3 separate regions of the Homo sapiens genome follow, and all the other regions are linked to region 1. Evidence: chromatin loops called from intact Hi-C (ENCODE). Cell type or tissue: PC-9. All regions are shown on one strand. Each heading gives the region's core, and the rest is flanking DNA. Links, peaks and the distances in the headings are about the cores only. Region 1 has its middle 87 kb from the start of UBE2E2-DT. Region 2 has its middle 160 kb from the start of UBE2E2-DT. Region 3 has its middle 170 kb from the start of UBE2E2-DT.

What was found. Peaks named below come from ENCODE experiments on the same cell type or tissue, not always from the same donor. Only the 100,000 strongest peaks of a DNase experiment are listed, where the experiment ranks them.
Region 2: a loop joins it to region 1, with 8 times the contacts of the local background. A loop is called at or near these places in 1 of 110 quality-filtered maps.
Region 3: it touches region 1 in a loop (4-fold over the local background); 1 of 110 quality-filtered maps calls a loop at or near these places.

Annotation. Positions count from the first base shown.
Region 1 is chr3:23,113,102-23,118,460 of GRCh38, reverse strand. No RefSeq gene overlaps it. Among named protein-coding and RNA genes, the nearest start is that of UBE2E2-DT, 87 kb to the left of the region's middle. In PC-9, for the core only: no CTCF peak of the experiment used is centred there; DNase peaks (open chromatin) are centred at 3,090 and 3,440; H3K4me3 peaks cover 629 bases; H3K27ac peaks cover 671 bases; H3K27me3 peaks cover 605 bases.
Region 2 is chr3:23,040,466-23,045,333 of GRCh38, reverse strand. No RefSeq gene overlaps it. Among named protein-coding and RNA genes, the nearest start is that of UBE2E2-DT, 160 kb to the left of the region's middle. In PC-9, for the core only: no CTCF peak of the experiment used is centred there; a DNase peak (open chromatin) is centred at 2,763.
Region 3 is chr3:23,033,649-23,039,007 of GRCh38, reverse strand. No RefSeq gene overlaps it. Among named protein-coding and RNA genes, the nearest start is that of UBE2E2-DT, 170 kb to the left of the region's middle. RefSeq lists an enhancer at 2,857-3,357. In PC-9, for the core only: no CTCF peak of the experiment used is centred there; no DNase peak of the experiment used is centred there; H3K4me3 peaks cover 719 bases.

The DNA of each region.
Region 1 (5,359 bases), core at 1,572-4,071:
CTCAGCTCATTGCAGCCTCCACCCCCCAGGTTCAAGCAATTCTCCCACCTCAGCCTACAGAGTAGCTGAAACTATAGGTGCCTGCCACCATGCCTTGCTACTTTTTGTATTTTTAGTAGAGATGGGGGTTTCACCATGTTGGCCAGGCTGGTCTTGAACTCCTGACCTGCCTGCCTTGGTCTCCCAAAGTGCTGGGATTACAGGTGTAAGCCACTGTGCTCAGCCCCAGTTGGTCAGTATTTTTTGAGAGCCTCCCATATGCTGACAAAGACCCTCCCCTTGACCAGACTTTAGTTATACTCCTTTCAGCCCTCTTCTTGACCAGACTCAACCTTGGCACTGTCCTCTCCGTGGCCTGCCCAGCCCAGCCATACCAAAGAGTCCTAAGTCATCCCTCATCCTTTGGTATCTGACTATCCTGGCCTTCCTTCAACAAAAATCCTGTTAGGTCAGCTTAGCAAGAATCCTCCTACCCTTGATGTCTCCTCTCAGTAATTGCCCATCCACTGAACTTTTACCCTGGTCTTTGGTTACAAATCCCCACTTGTCCTTGTTGTATTTGGAGTTGGGTTCCATCTCTCTGCCTTATTGCAAACCCCTACTGCAGTAATCTTGAAAAAAGTCTTCCTTCCCAGTTTTACAAATCTCACGATAATGTTTTCTTTCATAGTGCCAAGCACAAAAGAGATCAGTTACTCGCTTTCATGGAGCTTACATTCTAGCTGGTGTAGAGAGAAAATAAGCAAATTTAAAAAAGGAAAAAAATTATGAAATTTATGTAGATAAGGGGCTTCTTTAGATTGGGTGATGAAAGGGGACACTCCAGGAATCTGAAGGCTGAAAAACAGAAACGCCAAGCGAGATGAGGAAAAGGGCACTGCAGGCAGAGGACAGGGTGGGTGCAACCTGGGGGCTGGACCAAGCAGAGGAAGTTCTAGGAACAAATTCGAACATAGTAGGTGAGGAGGAGGAAGGCACAAAGGTGAGGCAGAAAAGGGAACAAAAGCCAGGTCACACTGGGCTTTGTAAGCTGGGTGAGGAGTCTGGAATTTATTTCATGTAAACTTGGTAACTGAGGCTTAAAATGTTTGGATGTTGTCTGTGTTTTTCACACGGCTTTGCTGTTGTTGGTGGGTCTGAGAAATTGTCAAACATCTTTGCATTCTCATTAAAGCTTGCCCCTCCTTGTGTTTATTATTCTGCATAAGATTACTGAAAAGTAGGAAATTATTCTTGCCCAGGGATATTACTATTTTCTTTGTTTCCTTTAATGCTCAGAGGTAAAGTTAAAAACAAATCCTAGAAAATAACCAGTATGCAGTTTGTGCTTCGTTGCTTTTAATTACTTCTTATACTATCAGCTCCTCCCTGGGACCCCTTACCTCCTGGAGGGCTTTTCATCATATAAAAGAATAGATAAGTCTACTTAATTATTTTCTTTTTGCTTGGGTAGTCCTTCTAGATATCAGAAAGCATTGAATGTTTTAAGTTATCCTAAGTTTCCCAACCTGATCTTTAAAATATTTAGTTCATCAATCCATTTTCTCACATTCTTGATTCTTCCTAAATAATGTTCTAAAAGATTGCCGACTGGGTTCTTTTTAGAAGGATCTTAATATGTAAGTTTGTGACACTGTCATACTTGGATACTTAATATTACTTCAAGAAATTCAGAATCCTTGTGAACTTTTATTTGAAGGGCTGTACTGTAATTTACTTTCATATTATATTTTTGTGAAACTCTAACAGCCATATTCTGTCTGAGTCATAAGATGGGTGTATGTTTAACTTTATAAGAAACTGCCAAACAGCTTTCCAAAATGGGACCGTATTTCCATCAGCAATAGCTGAGAGTTCCAATAGTTCCACATCCTTTTTTAAGAACAAGTTATAAAGCTCTCTGGACATCATGCTTTAGGTAATTAAAGCTATTTTTGCAACGTGCCAGTATGTTGATCCATAAAACTCTAGATAGTCCTAAATTATTTTTATAAATCATTTTTTCTACTCTTTTAAATAATACAGTCAGAGAAACCAAGACAGAACTTATGCCTAATCTTATATGAAGTGCTGAAAGAGGGGCAAAGAAAATGCCCCTCTGTGGCTTAGCAATATTGTGATGACTCCTTCCAAATTAGAAGGGGAGAATAAAATTCCTGTTTGGTGTACTGTGATTCTCCACCCCTCCCTGGCATTTTGTCATGTATCGGAATGAGGTTGGAAGAAGGTTAGAAGTAATTATACTGAGAACTATGATAGATGCCAAGCTTTAGTCATCATTGTATTAGGGCTGGAAGTACTCTGGGAATTTGATTTAAATTACTTGCTTTTAGAGATGAGGAAAATAAAACTCAAAGAAGAAAGTGAACTGATCAAGGTCATTCACATTCATCTGATTAGTTCCCTAGGCCAGGGCTAGAACTCAAGCCCAGTCCCCTGTTTAAGGCTAGTTTTGATTCTGCTTAAGGATATCCATTATCAGTTCTCTAAATAAGCCTGGATATTTTCCTCATCATTCTTTGTGAAAAGGTGTTTTTGTTCAGAGTTACAGGGGGTAAAAGGTATAAGTAATTGAAAGAAATCCTTTAAAATTATTGTAAAATAAAAAGATATTTGGAAATACAGCAATTTGGTTCAGTCTGATTTTTAAAATAGTTTCATGAAGTAATTGGGCTTGAAAGGTTTTGAATGTTTTCCCCTCTTCAAACTGTGTGATGTTGTAATATTACTCAGTTGTCACAGAGAGCATATGTAAGCTACCAAAACCCTAACATAGATCTTTGGATGTTAAGCAGGTAAGATTAAGTCATAGAGTTCAATTCCTGAGGAATGAAATATAGCATCTATTTGAATCACCACCTATGTGCTGGAAAACTGCTATTTACGTTCTTTCCATGCATCTGGAAGATTGAAACACTGTTCTTGGTCTGTTCAGATGAATGAGGAGTTTTCCGATGTCCACATTTGTTGGAGAGTGCTAAAAGGATTTCTTCAAAGAAGACTTAAAAAGCAATCCTTCAGGCTAGAAGTTTTCAAACAATGTTTACTTTCATATCAAGAAAGCCATTTATAGTCTCTGAATAAACAAATGACATTTGATTTTATCACACTGTTGACTATGTGGCTGAAATGTACTGTAACCGCAGAATCAGGAAGTGGATTGCAACTGGTTTTTTTTTTTTCTCAAGAGTTTGTGGACTATAACATAAAACCAATAAATGTCTTAATGCTCCAAATAGTTTTAAAATCTAATTTAGAGTGGTTCTAGAAATTAAACCATGGACCATTATCCTATATAGAATGATAACTAGTAGAATCTTACCTTCCATTCAACTATCCAGATCTTTGGCCTTTTCAAAGATAAAGATCTAGCTAGGAAACTAGTTTGTTCTGTGGGAATCTCCTGCAGTTCCATCAAGGTGAAGTGCTTTTGCTCTGGAAAAGTGATGTGTTAACTTTCACTGTGGTATGTGCATTCCTCTACTATGCAAAAACATAGGCGTTTTATATATGCCTCATGAAGCTAGATTGAATTTTAATTTTGAATGAATACTTGTAAATTAATACATTGATAAGTAACTCTATCAAGACAATCATAAGTCTAGATCATGTTTTCTCCCATTCAAACAACACCAGGGGTCAGTAAGCCTTTTCTGCAAAGGGCCAAGTAGTAATATTTTTGGCTTTGCTGGCCATATGGTCTCTGTCATAAGTACTCAACTCTTGTTGTAGAACAAAAGCAGCCACAGACAATTTGTAGACAAATGGATGTGGCTGTGTTCCAACGAAACTTTACAAAAACAGGTGGTGAACCCATAGGCTGTAGTTTGTCGACTCCTGGTAGATACACAAGATTGTGCTGTGTATGAAAGCAGATTGTGGTTGGAGGACATACACATCAAAAATCCTTTTGGCTTTTATTTTGGTATTTTTCTGCCATTGTCCATGGATTCAAGCTGTTTCTACTTCATATTATCATTTAGAGATAATGTTGTAAGAGTCTCTTCCATTTTTGTTGAGGAAAGCACAGAACTTCAGAGGCAATCTGCTTCTGTCTATGCTATGTTCTTTAGAGTTTAGCATACCACCTAGGATTAATAAATGCTAAATAATAATCATTTTTTCATTTCACTGCCATATCCTTTATGGCATCTCCTTTGGCACCCTCGGAGGTATTAACCTGTAGCTTTTACAATGTTCTATTACACATTGTCAGCAGTACCTTGCTGATTAAATCACACTCAGGAGAGAGTTAACTACAAGGCTGTAAGTATCCCTGACAGGTTGTTCTTGCACGGGCTTGGCTTTTCTTGTATGAAGATTAAGAATCTTGTCACAGCTGGTAAAAAATGAAGTACACGTAAAACCACTGAGCATACATAACTCACAAAAGGCACTTCCCTAAAAGTCAGAATTCAGATGAGCAGAGTAGATTATATAAAGGAAAGGATGACTATGAAGTGATGAACAGGTATTTCATCATCTTGGGTGTAGTGATGACATAGCCTTTTGTGGCTGTTTGTGTTGGAGGAGTGTCTTCTAACCCATGTAAAACTTTCATGATTAATCCAAGGATTTCATGTTTATAACTTCATTTAGTCAGATCCAGGCTAGTAGTCCCATTTTTTGGTATTTGTCCTGAAGATGAGCTTTTTTTCTTTTTTTGCCATGAATCTAATTTTTCTTTTCTACCATCCTTAGTGCAATGGTTAGAAAACTCTTTTTGCTCTCCTTCCAGATTCTTTGCTTAAACTGGACTTGTGCCCAAAGCAGCAGGAGATGCTGTCCCATAAAGCCAGAACATTTTATAAGTACTGGCAGTGACGGTTTATTACTTCATTCCGAAAACAACACAGAGAGCCCACTAAAGGAGGTCCGGGGGAGAAGGGGAGCCATGGAACAGTGCATCTGGGAGAAGTGCTGACCGCCAGGCTACCGAGTCAGTTGGGCTGTGTTGCTTTTGCGGCTTCATGCCTCGGGTGGTGATGAGCATAAAGGCCAGTGGGAATTTGACTGTTACAAGTTGTGATAAGAAAGCAACTAGTTAGGAGATTCACCTGCCAACCAGGCAAGACTGGGGCTGGTCAGGCAGACTCTATGATTTGAATTTATTAATTTATTAATAGATAGATGATTCTGGTAGTCTTAAACAGTAATCAATGTGGCTGAGAAAGTCTTTTAATTTTGAGAGAGTAAATATATATATATATATATATATATATATATATATATATGCCTGAACAAACCAGATAGATCTTTGTTTTTGCCATCCAGAATCAGCCATTATTAAGAGTTTGTCATATTTGTTTCTAGTCCTTCCATAAATGAAAGAGAGCCAGCATTAAAGATCAAGTTGAAG
Region 2 (4,868 bases), core at 1,357-3,856, 73 kb after region 1:
TCTTCTGGCTTGTAGGGTTTCTGCTGAGAGGTCTGCTGTTAGTCTGATGGGTGTCCCTTTGTAGGTGACCTAGCCTTTCTCTCTGGCTGCCCTTAACAGTTTTTTCTTTCATTTCAGCTTTGGAGAATCTGATAATTATGTGTCTTGAGGATGATCTTCTCATGGAGTATCTTACTGGGGTTCTTTGCATTTCCTGAATTTGAATTTTGGCCTGTCTAGCCAGGTTGGGGAAGTTCTCATGGATGACATCTTGAAATATGTTTTCCAAATTGGTTCCATTCTCCCTTCTCTTTTAGCTACCCCAATCAGTTGTAGATTTGGTCTTTTTACTTAATCCCATATTTTTCAGAGGTTTTGTTCCTTCATTTTTCTTCTTTTTTCTTTGTTCTTGTCTGCCTGTCTTATTTCAGAAAGACAGTCCTGAAGTTCTGAGATTCTTTCCTCTACTTAGTTTATTCTGCCATTAATACTTGTAATTGCATTATGAAATTCTTGTAGTGTGTTTTTCAGTTCTATCAGGTTGGTTATGTTCTTCTTTATACTGGCTATTTTATCTGTCAGCCCCTGCAATGCTTTATCATGGTTTTTGGCTTGCATTGGGTTACAATGTGCTCCTTTAGCTCACTGAAGTTTATTTTCATCCACATTCTGAATTCTACTTCTGTTATTTCAGCTATCTCAGCCTCAGCCCAGTTCCAAACCCTTGCTGGAGAGATGATGTGGTCATTTGGAGGAAAGTGGGCACTCTGGCTCTTTGAGTTTTTAGTGTTCCTGTGCTGATTCTTTCTCATCTTTGTGGGCTTATCTACCTTCAATCTTGAGGTTGTTGGATGAGGATTTTTTTTTTCCCTTTTAGAAGTATGGCCGCTTTTCCACGGGGCTGCTGTGGTTTGCTGGGGATCTGCTCTAGTTACCTCAGTTTTTCCAGTACCTGGAGGTATCACCAGTGATGGCTGTGAAACAGCAAAGATGGCAGCCTACTCCTTCCTCTGGGGGCTCTGTCCCAGCGGGGGTACAGACATGTTGCTGGCCTGAACACACCTGTAGGAGGCAGATGGAGACCCCAATTTGGAGGTCTTACCCAGTCAGGAGGAATGGGATTGGGGACTCACTTAAATAAGCAGTCTAGCCACTCTTTGGTAGAGCAAGTGTGCTGGGGCACCACTTCCACCCCTGGCTGGCTTGGGATCTTCCAAGGCCACAGACTGGAACATCTAAGTTGTGAAAACAGCAAAGATGGTGGCCCACCCCTCCCTCTTGGGACTCTGTCCCAGGGAGAAATCAAATCCCTGGCCAGAAAACATGGGCAAGGGTGGCTGGAGACCTTGGTTGGGAGGTCCCATCCAGTGAGGAGGAATGGATCAGGGGCCTGCTTAAAGAGGCAGTCTGGCTGTTTTGGTAGTGCAGCTGTGCTGTGCGGGGGGATCCCTTCTGACCCATCAGTTTAGTTCATATATATATATATATGAGTGTTTGGTTGCCCAATGCCTGAGTCTGTATATATATATTTATATATCTTCACTATTATTAGTAGGGTCCTAGGAGGAAGAAGAGAGAAATGTATTTGGTCACTTGTCATTTTTAACTTGAAGGCAGACATTGTGTTTTTTAATGCAGCTCACAGAATGGGACATACTTTTATTTCATAGACTAATTTTCTGATTATCTCTGTGAATAAATTGCCTTCTACTAATAGCTAAGAACAACCAGTTAATCTAATTGATATTGAGGGATTTTAAAAAACCTCAGTTTCTCTATAAAACATAAATAATACTATGTGCAGTATAGAGCTTGACACTTAAATTTTGTTAGTCTTATTTTGATATTAATGTAAAACTAGGACTGCAATTTATAATGGGCTTCATGCTGTGAGGTTGACAGTGTATTTTAGAAGTTGAAAAAAAAAGATGAGTTTGATGAGTGGTGAGCCTGTCATTTTTGTGGCTGAAGCAACTCTATAATGTACTTTAAAAAAATCATTAGAAACATCTTTCCTTACCAAATACAATTCTCTTATAAATATTTATAGCTCTCCATTACCCAGGCTTTTTATTACAGAGGCCCTCATTTACCCTGGTACAGAGCTCTATCTAGTTTTCTTGGTTAATAAAGGGCACACATTTTTCTTTTGAAACAAGAAAGAAACCAAATTGAAAAAAGCCCAAAATATCTACTGTTAGAGTTACTTTCACATTAAAAAATTTTCGTCTTTTTTTCTAAAACACACCATCAACCACTAAGCAGTAATTCATGTTTATTGTTTGAAAAAATTGAAAAACACACACATAACCAGGAATACAAGTAATAAACCGAAACAACCCACAGTTTTGCCACTTCCACTAGGTACATATCCCTTTAGATTTCTTTTTTGCCCCTATGTGTTAATTTTGTCATTTAATGACTTATTATGATCATCTTTCCTTATTAAGATACATAAGCCTAAATAATCAATTTTAATGTCAGCACAGTCGTCCAGTTTATAAATACAATAATATATTTAACCAACTTCCTACTGATAGACATTTAGGTTATTACAAAAGTTTCATTGTAATAAACAATGCTGTGATGAATATACATGTGTATATATACAGACATATACATATACACAGGTATGTATACACACACATACTAGTTCATTGACTATTTTTGAATGATAGATCCTTTGAAGTAGAATTTGTAGGTTGCAGGATATTGACATTTCATGTTGTCAACTTAACCTCCCGAAGGGTGGAAATATTTCTGCAACCACAAACATGTACTCCCATGAATCCCCAGTTCGCCACACCCTCTCTGGCACTGATAAATCATTCTTTTAATATTTTCCAATGACGAGTTTTCCATTTCCACCTCCAAATGTACTCCCCACCCTTCCCCACCCTGCCCTTTGGAGCATTTGTGGGCTCTGTGACCTCTGGCTTCCTTACGGGTCAGCCAATGGAGCCATTGGTGGGACAAGCACACATGGAAGCAGAGTGAGGTCAAAGCAATTATTCCTTTGCCTCCTTTCTGCCAGGTTGTTGGTGGGTGGGCTGTATCCTTCTACCAAAGGCTATAGCTTCTATCTGGTGGTCTCTACTCATTCTAGATTCCAGCAACTTCTCCCATCCTTTTCCATTCTGACCTAGGGTGGGAAATGGATCTCTGCTGGGCTGTTGCTAGCCCTGGGGTGCTTCATCACCTTTGGCTGATTTTCCCTTAGCCTTGTCCACACTTTTGTAAAATGTACTCTTATTAAACTCCTCCAGTCACCCTGCTTGAGTGTGCCATCTGTTTTTTGCCAGGACCTTGAGTAATAGTTGTGAAAAACATCTCATTTTTATGGTAACACTTTGCCTCATGTATTATAATTTCTCTGGCCCCCTTTTAAAATTTAATCTTGTTTTTGGCATTGTTGCAGTTCAGTGTTAAATAGTTTTCTGCAGTCAGATTTATTGGCCTTTTTCAGGTTATATCATCTTTGGACAGTTTTCCATGCCTTGATTATGGGTAATTTCCCTTCTGTATGCTTCTAATTACATTTTAATATTTATATTTTTAATTCATTTGAATTTTATTCTGAAAGAAAGTATGAATTAGGGATAAAATTTTCTTTTTCTATTTGACCACAGATTTTTCTCCAGTTTCCTGGCAACATTTACTGAATACCTACCATTTGTCCACTGACTCAAAGTCCCTCCCTATGACCATTAACCACTTATTTATTCTGTTGTGTTTCTTTTATTTTCTGGCTCCCTTGTCAAGCCCTTTTCATTTTTGTAACTTACTTACTTACTTACTGAGACAGGGTCTTGCTCTGTCACCCAGGCTGGAGTGCAGTAGCGGCATCTCAGCTCACTGCAGCATCAGCCTCCCAGCCTCAAGCAATCCTCCCATCTCAGCCTCCCAAGTAGCTGGCACCACAGGTGTGTGCCACCAGACCTGGCTAATTTTTTTGCATGTTTTGCAGAGATGGGGTCTCGCCATGTTGCCCAGGCTGGTCTCAAACTCCTGGGCTCAAGTGATCCACCCACCTTGGCCTCCCAAAGTGCTGGGATTACAGGCATGATCCACCACATTCAGCCTATTACTTTAAAATGTATTTAAAAACCTGGCAGAATAAGTTTCTGTTATCATTCTTCTTTTTCAGAAAATTTCTGGGTATTCAATTTTCATGTTTTTTATTCTTCTAATCAAACTGGGAATTATTTTTTTTGAGTTGTCTCTCCTCCCAAATTTTCTTACAATTTTATTTGGTATTCTATTAATATTCACATATTATTTTGCAGAGAATTAATATTTTTTCAATTTTGAGTCTTCCAATCCAGAAATATGGTCAATGTACATTTACTTAAGTCTTTTAATGTCTCAGCAAAATTTCTTTACACATATCTTGTACAATTCTTCTTTATGATTAAAAATAAATGGTCATTACTGTTGTGGAATTTTTATTCTTGTTATAACAAGATGAAGTGAGAGAAAGAATTATTCCTATTCACCTTTTGAAAAATCACTAGCAGGTTTAAACTCATAAGCCACTTTGCAAAGCATTTCAGTATTTTTTCTAACATTTATACTCCCAGTAACTGAACCGGCAATTTCATATTAATTTGTAGTTACATAGACTAATTGTTAGTTCACAAATGTATAATAGATTTCCACTTCTAAGATCATCTAGTATCTTAAAGATTTAACACTTTAAATCTTACCAAACATTTGTGGCATACCACAGGAACTGAAGAGGATAGAAATTCAAATATACAAATTATTTATATATAAAAATAAAAACTCCAAATACATACATTTTCAGCTGAGCAACTCCAATGCTAAAAAAAATGCATCAGTTTGAATAGCGCTATTTTCCAAAGCTCTTGCTAAAATGTGAACAACTT
Region 3 (5,359 bases), core at 786-3,285, 79 kb after region 1:
TCAATTGTTTAATTTGAGTAATTTTTACTTTTGCATTATTTCCTAAAAGCAAACTTCATGTAATCATTTTTGTAGTGGATTATTGTGGCTATCATTTCAGAGGATTGGCATTGGCTCCAGCTCTTGTTATCACTAGGGGGAATAATTTTACGAGAGACTTTCCAGTAGGTGGAAAATAATTTGGCTGGTTAATAAAATGTTTCTCTATTGTTAGAAGAAGGCAATTCTACAATATAAGATATGGCTTAGCACTTTTCACATTAAACTAGCACTAAATGAGGAAGTATTTCTAGAAGGATTTTGAACATGAATCTTATCTACTTTTAGCTGGGTGCACTTGAGTGCAAACATCTGGACAGTGAGTGCTTAACTGCTAGACATGGCCTCATTTATTTTGATTTAGTACGAGGGAACATGATAAAAAATCTGCAATGGATCAATGGTAAGGGAAAATTTCAGCTTCTTTAGGGGTTAGTGAATATAGATGAAATTTTTGCCTATTTTTCAATAAAATTTGGCTTGAACTTCTACCTGATCTCCAAATGATTCAGGCAGAAAAATGGCAAAATTTAAAACTCAGATAGCAATGGATCATTATCAATATCATATGCATTCCAAAGGCATAAAGCATTCATTTTATAAATTTATGTTTTCCTTACAAATTTAAATTGTATGTAATTGTTTTGAATTGGTTCAATGACAACAAAATGAATTAAGCCTGCTTTTTCATGTCATTGAATGAAGGAGTACCTAGCTTGTGTGCTGTCAAAATATCTCTTTTCTTTTCTTTTTTTTTCTCTTCTCTTCTCTTCAAGATGGAGTTTCGCTCTTGTTGCCCAAGCTGGAGTGCCGTGGTGCAGTCTTGGCTCACTGCAACCTCTGCTTCCTGGGTTCAAGCAATTCTCCTGCCTCAGCCTCCAGAGTAGCTGGGATTACAGGTGCGTGCCACCATGCCTGGCTAATTTTTTTGTATTTTTAGTAGAAACAGGGTTTCACCATGTTGGCCAGGCTGGCCTCAAACTCCTGACCTCAGGTGATCTGCCCACCTCAGCCTCCCAAAGTGCTGGGATTACAGGCGTGAGCCACTGCGCCCAGCCAAAAATATCACTTTTCTAGACAAGGCAGAATAATGTGGAAAATATATATGTGTTGAAAATCAGACCTGAGTTTCAAGTCTTCCTCTGCCCCTTAATAACTGGGAGACCTTGACAAAGTTCCTTCACCTAAGGCTCAGTTTCTTCTCCTGTAAAAATCAGGATAATTTCTGCTTCATATAGTTGTTCTGTGAATAAAAAAATGCTATTTATAGAAAATGCTTACTATTGCCTGGTACATAGTGGGAGTTCAAAAAATGGTGGCTATTTTAGTAGCTAAAGTACTCATATAATTATTAGAACTTTAAAAATCAATAACATGTTTAGTAGGAAACTTAATGAGCGAGGAATAGCTGAAAAAAGCAAGAAAGTAGATACATTTTATATTTTGGCCTAAATGGAGATATTAAAGAAAAGAGAAAGTTTCCTTTGAGAGAAAAAATGAAAAGCAAGGCATTTCTTAGTGGATGGAGGATTTCTGTGCAAGGAGCAGTCCTTGCATCCACCTTTTGGGTGGTGCTGGATTTACCATCTTCATGGTTCCACAGCAAGTGATTTTACCCATCAACCTTGTGTATGTGATGTCATTTACCACTTCCTAGTTTAAACAAATAGTTTTCCAGCAGGACAATATGCACATTGCTCTATTGTACTAAATTTGTTTCACATTCCAAATTGGCAGGAATTTCTCCATGTGCTTGGGTATAATAGCATTTCTTGATATGATAATTATCATCTAGTTGTCTATATTTATGTATCTACCTAACTACAAGAGAAAATTTGCAGCAGAATATCTGTCTTTTCATTTTTGCTTTTTACTCTTATCATACTATAAAACACTTTCATAATAGTTTAAATAATTTCCTGGGGGAGTTAATTTGGCTAAGTCATCGTTCTTTTTTTGGTGCTTCAGTTTCTCTTTGACTCTCATGGAATGTTTGCTTTTGCCCTTTGGGTGTTTAAAGACCACATTTTGTAGCCCCAGTGTTCTTTCTAATTATAGAAGTGACATAAGAAAAACGGAAAGTAAGTAAGAAGTGGAGAACAGAGTCATTAAGGGAGAGTCTAGATCAGAGAGATGTCAAAGAGTTTCGTTGGGTATTTAAGGAAATTAATGAATAACTCATCTGGGACTTAGAGATAGTGACTTAAGTCGTAATTAATCCATTGATATAGCACAAAATAAAAAAAATACTGTATTTAGAAAAAAATAGTATGGTAGAAATACTGGGCATAATTCTTATAAATATAGACTTCACCTTAGTATTCTTGAGAGAAGTCAGACAAGGGGAAGAGTACTCTATGAAAATTAAAAAAAAATTCCATGGAAGTGTTAAAATGTGAAGAAGAAAATTTAATGATTAATATAGTAGAGGGAAGGGATCCATTCCAAGATGGCCGAATAGGAACAGCTCCAGTCTGCAGCTCCCAGCGTGATTGATGCAGAAGATGGGTCCAACCAGTTTGGACAGTGTGTACAGCCCATGGAGCATGAGCCGAAGCAGGGTGGGGTGTCGTCTCACCCAGGAAGTGCAAGGGGTTGGGGGATTTCCCTTTCCTAGCCAAGGGAAGCCAGGACAGGCTGTACCTGGAAAAACGGGACACTCCTGCCTGAATAATGCACTTTTCCCAAGGTCTTAGCAACTGGCAGACAAGGAGATTCTCCCTTATGCCTGGCTTGGCAGGTCCCACGCCCATGGAGCCTTGCTCACTGCTATTGCAGCAGTCTGAGATCAAACTTCGAGGTGGCAGCCTGGATGGGGGAGGGGCGTCCACCATTGCTGAGGCTTGAATAGGTAAACAAAGAGGCCAGGAAGCTTGAACTGGGTGGAGCCCACCACAGCTCAGCACAGCTTACTGCCTCTATAGACTCCACCTCTGTGGGCAGGTCATATTTGAACAAAAGGCAGCAGACAGCTTCTGCAGACTTAAACGTCCCTGTCTGACAGCTTGAAGAGAGCAGTTGTTCTCCCAGAGCAGTGGTTGAGCTCTGAGAATGAGAATGGACAGACTGCCTCCTCAAGTGGGTCCCTGACCCCCGTGTAGCCTAACTGGGAGACAGCTCCCAGTAGGGGCCGACAGACAACTCATATAGGCAGGAGCCCTTCTGGGATGAAGCTTCCAGAGGAAGGATCAGGCAGCAATATTTGCCCTTCTGCAATATTGGCTGTTCTGCAGCTTCTGCTGGTGATATCCAGGCAAACAGGGTCTGGAGTGGACCTCCAGCAAACTCCAACAGACCTGCAGCTGAGGGACCTGACTGTTAGAAGGAAAACTAACAAACAGAAAGGAATAGCACCAACATCAACAAAAAGGACATCTACACCAAAACCCCATCTGTAGGTCACCAACATCAAAGACCAAAGGTAGATAAAACCACAAAGATGGAGAGAAACCAGAGCAGAAAAGCTGAAAATTCTAAAAACCAGAGTGCCTCTTCTCCTGCAAAGGATCGCAGCTCCTCACCAGCAATGGAACAAAGCTGGATGGAGAATGATTTTGACGGGTTGACAGAAGTAGGCTTCAGAAGGTGGGTAATAACAGACTTCTCCAAGCTAAAGGAGCATGTTCAAACCCATCACTAGGAAGCTAAAAACCTTGAAAAAAGGTTAGATGAATGGCTAACTAGAATAAACAGTGTAGAGAAGACCTTCAGTGACCTGATGGAGCTGAAAACCATGGCATGAGAACTTTGTGAGGCATGCACAAGCTTCAATAGCCGATTTGATCAAGTGGAAGAAAGGGTATCGTGATCGAAAATCAAATTAATGAAATGAAGCGAGAAAACAAGGTTAGAGAAAAAAGAGTAAAAAGAAATGAACAAAGCCTCCAAGAAATATGGGACTATGGGAAAAGACCAAATCTACGTTTGATTGATGTATCTGAAAATGATGGGGTGAATGGAACCAAGTTAGAAAACACTCTTCAGGATATTATCCAGGAGAACTCCCCCAACCTAGCAAGGCAGGCCAACATTCGAATTCAGGAAATACAGAGAACACCACAAAGATACTCCTCGAGAAGAGCAACCCCAAGACATATAATTGTCAGATTCACCAAGGTTGAAATGAAGGAAAAAATTTTAAGGGCAGCCAGAGAGAAAGGTTGGGTTACCCACAAAAGGAAACCCATCAGACTAAAAGTGAATCTGTCTGCAGAAACCAAGCCAGAAGAGAGTGGGGGCCAATATTCAACATTCTTAAAGAAAAGAATTTTCAACCCAGAATTTCATATCCAGCCAAACTAAGCTTCATAAGTGAAGGAGAAATAAAATCCTTTACAGACAAGCAAATGCTGAGAGATTTTGTCACCACCAGGCTTGCCTTACAAGAGCTCCTGAAAGAAGCACTAAATATGGAAAGAAACAACCAGTAGCAGCCACTGCAAAAACATGCCAAATTGTAAAGACCATCAATGCTAGGAAGAAACTGCATCAACTAACGAGCAAAATAACCAGCTAACATCATAATGACAGGATCAAATTCACACATAACAATATTAACCTTAAATGTAAATGGACTAAATGCTCCAATTAAAAGACACAGACTGGCAAATTGTATAAAGAGTCAAGACCCATCAGTGTGCTGTATTCAGGAAACCCATCTCACATGCAAAGACGCACATAGGCTCAAAGTAAAGGGATGGAGGAAGATCTACCAAGCAAATGGAAAACAAAAAAGGGCAGGAGTTGCAATCCTAGTCTCTGATAAAACAGACTTTAAACCAACAAACATCAAAAGAGACAAAGAAGGCCATTACATAATGGTAAAGGGATCAATTCAACAAGAAGAGCTAACTGTCCTAAATGTATATACACCCAAGGCAGGAGCACCCAGATTCATAAAGCAAGTCCTTAGAGACCCACAAAGAGACTTAGACTCTCACACTATAATCATGGGAGACTTTAACACCCCGCTGTCAATATTAGACAGATCAACGAGACAGAAGTTTAACAAGGATATCCAGGACTTGAACTCAGCTCTGCACCAAGCAGACCTAATAGACATCTACAGAGCTCTCCACCCCAAATCAACAGAATATACATTCTTCTCAGCACCACATCACCCAGCTTCCAAAACTGACCATATAGTTGGAAGTAAAGCACTCCTCAGCAAATGTAAAAAACAGAAATCACAACAAACTGTCTCTCAGACCACAGTGCAATCAAATCAGAACTCAGGATTAAGAAACTCACTCAAAACTGCACAACTACATGGAAACTGAACAACCTGCCCTTGAGTGACTGCTGGGTAAATAACAAAATA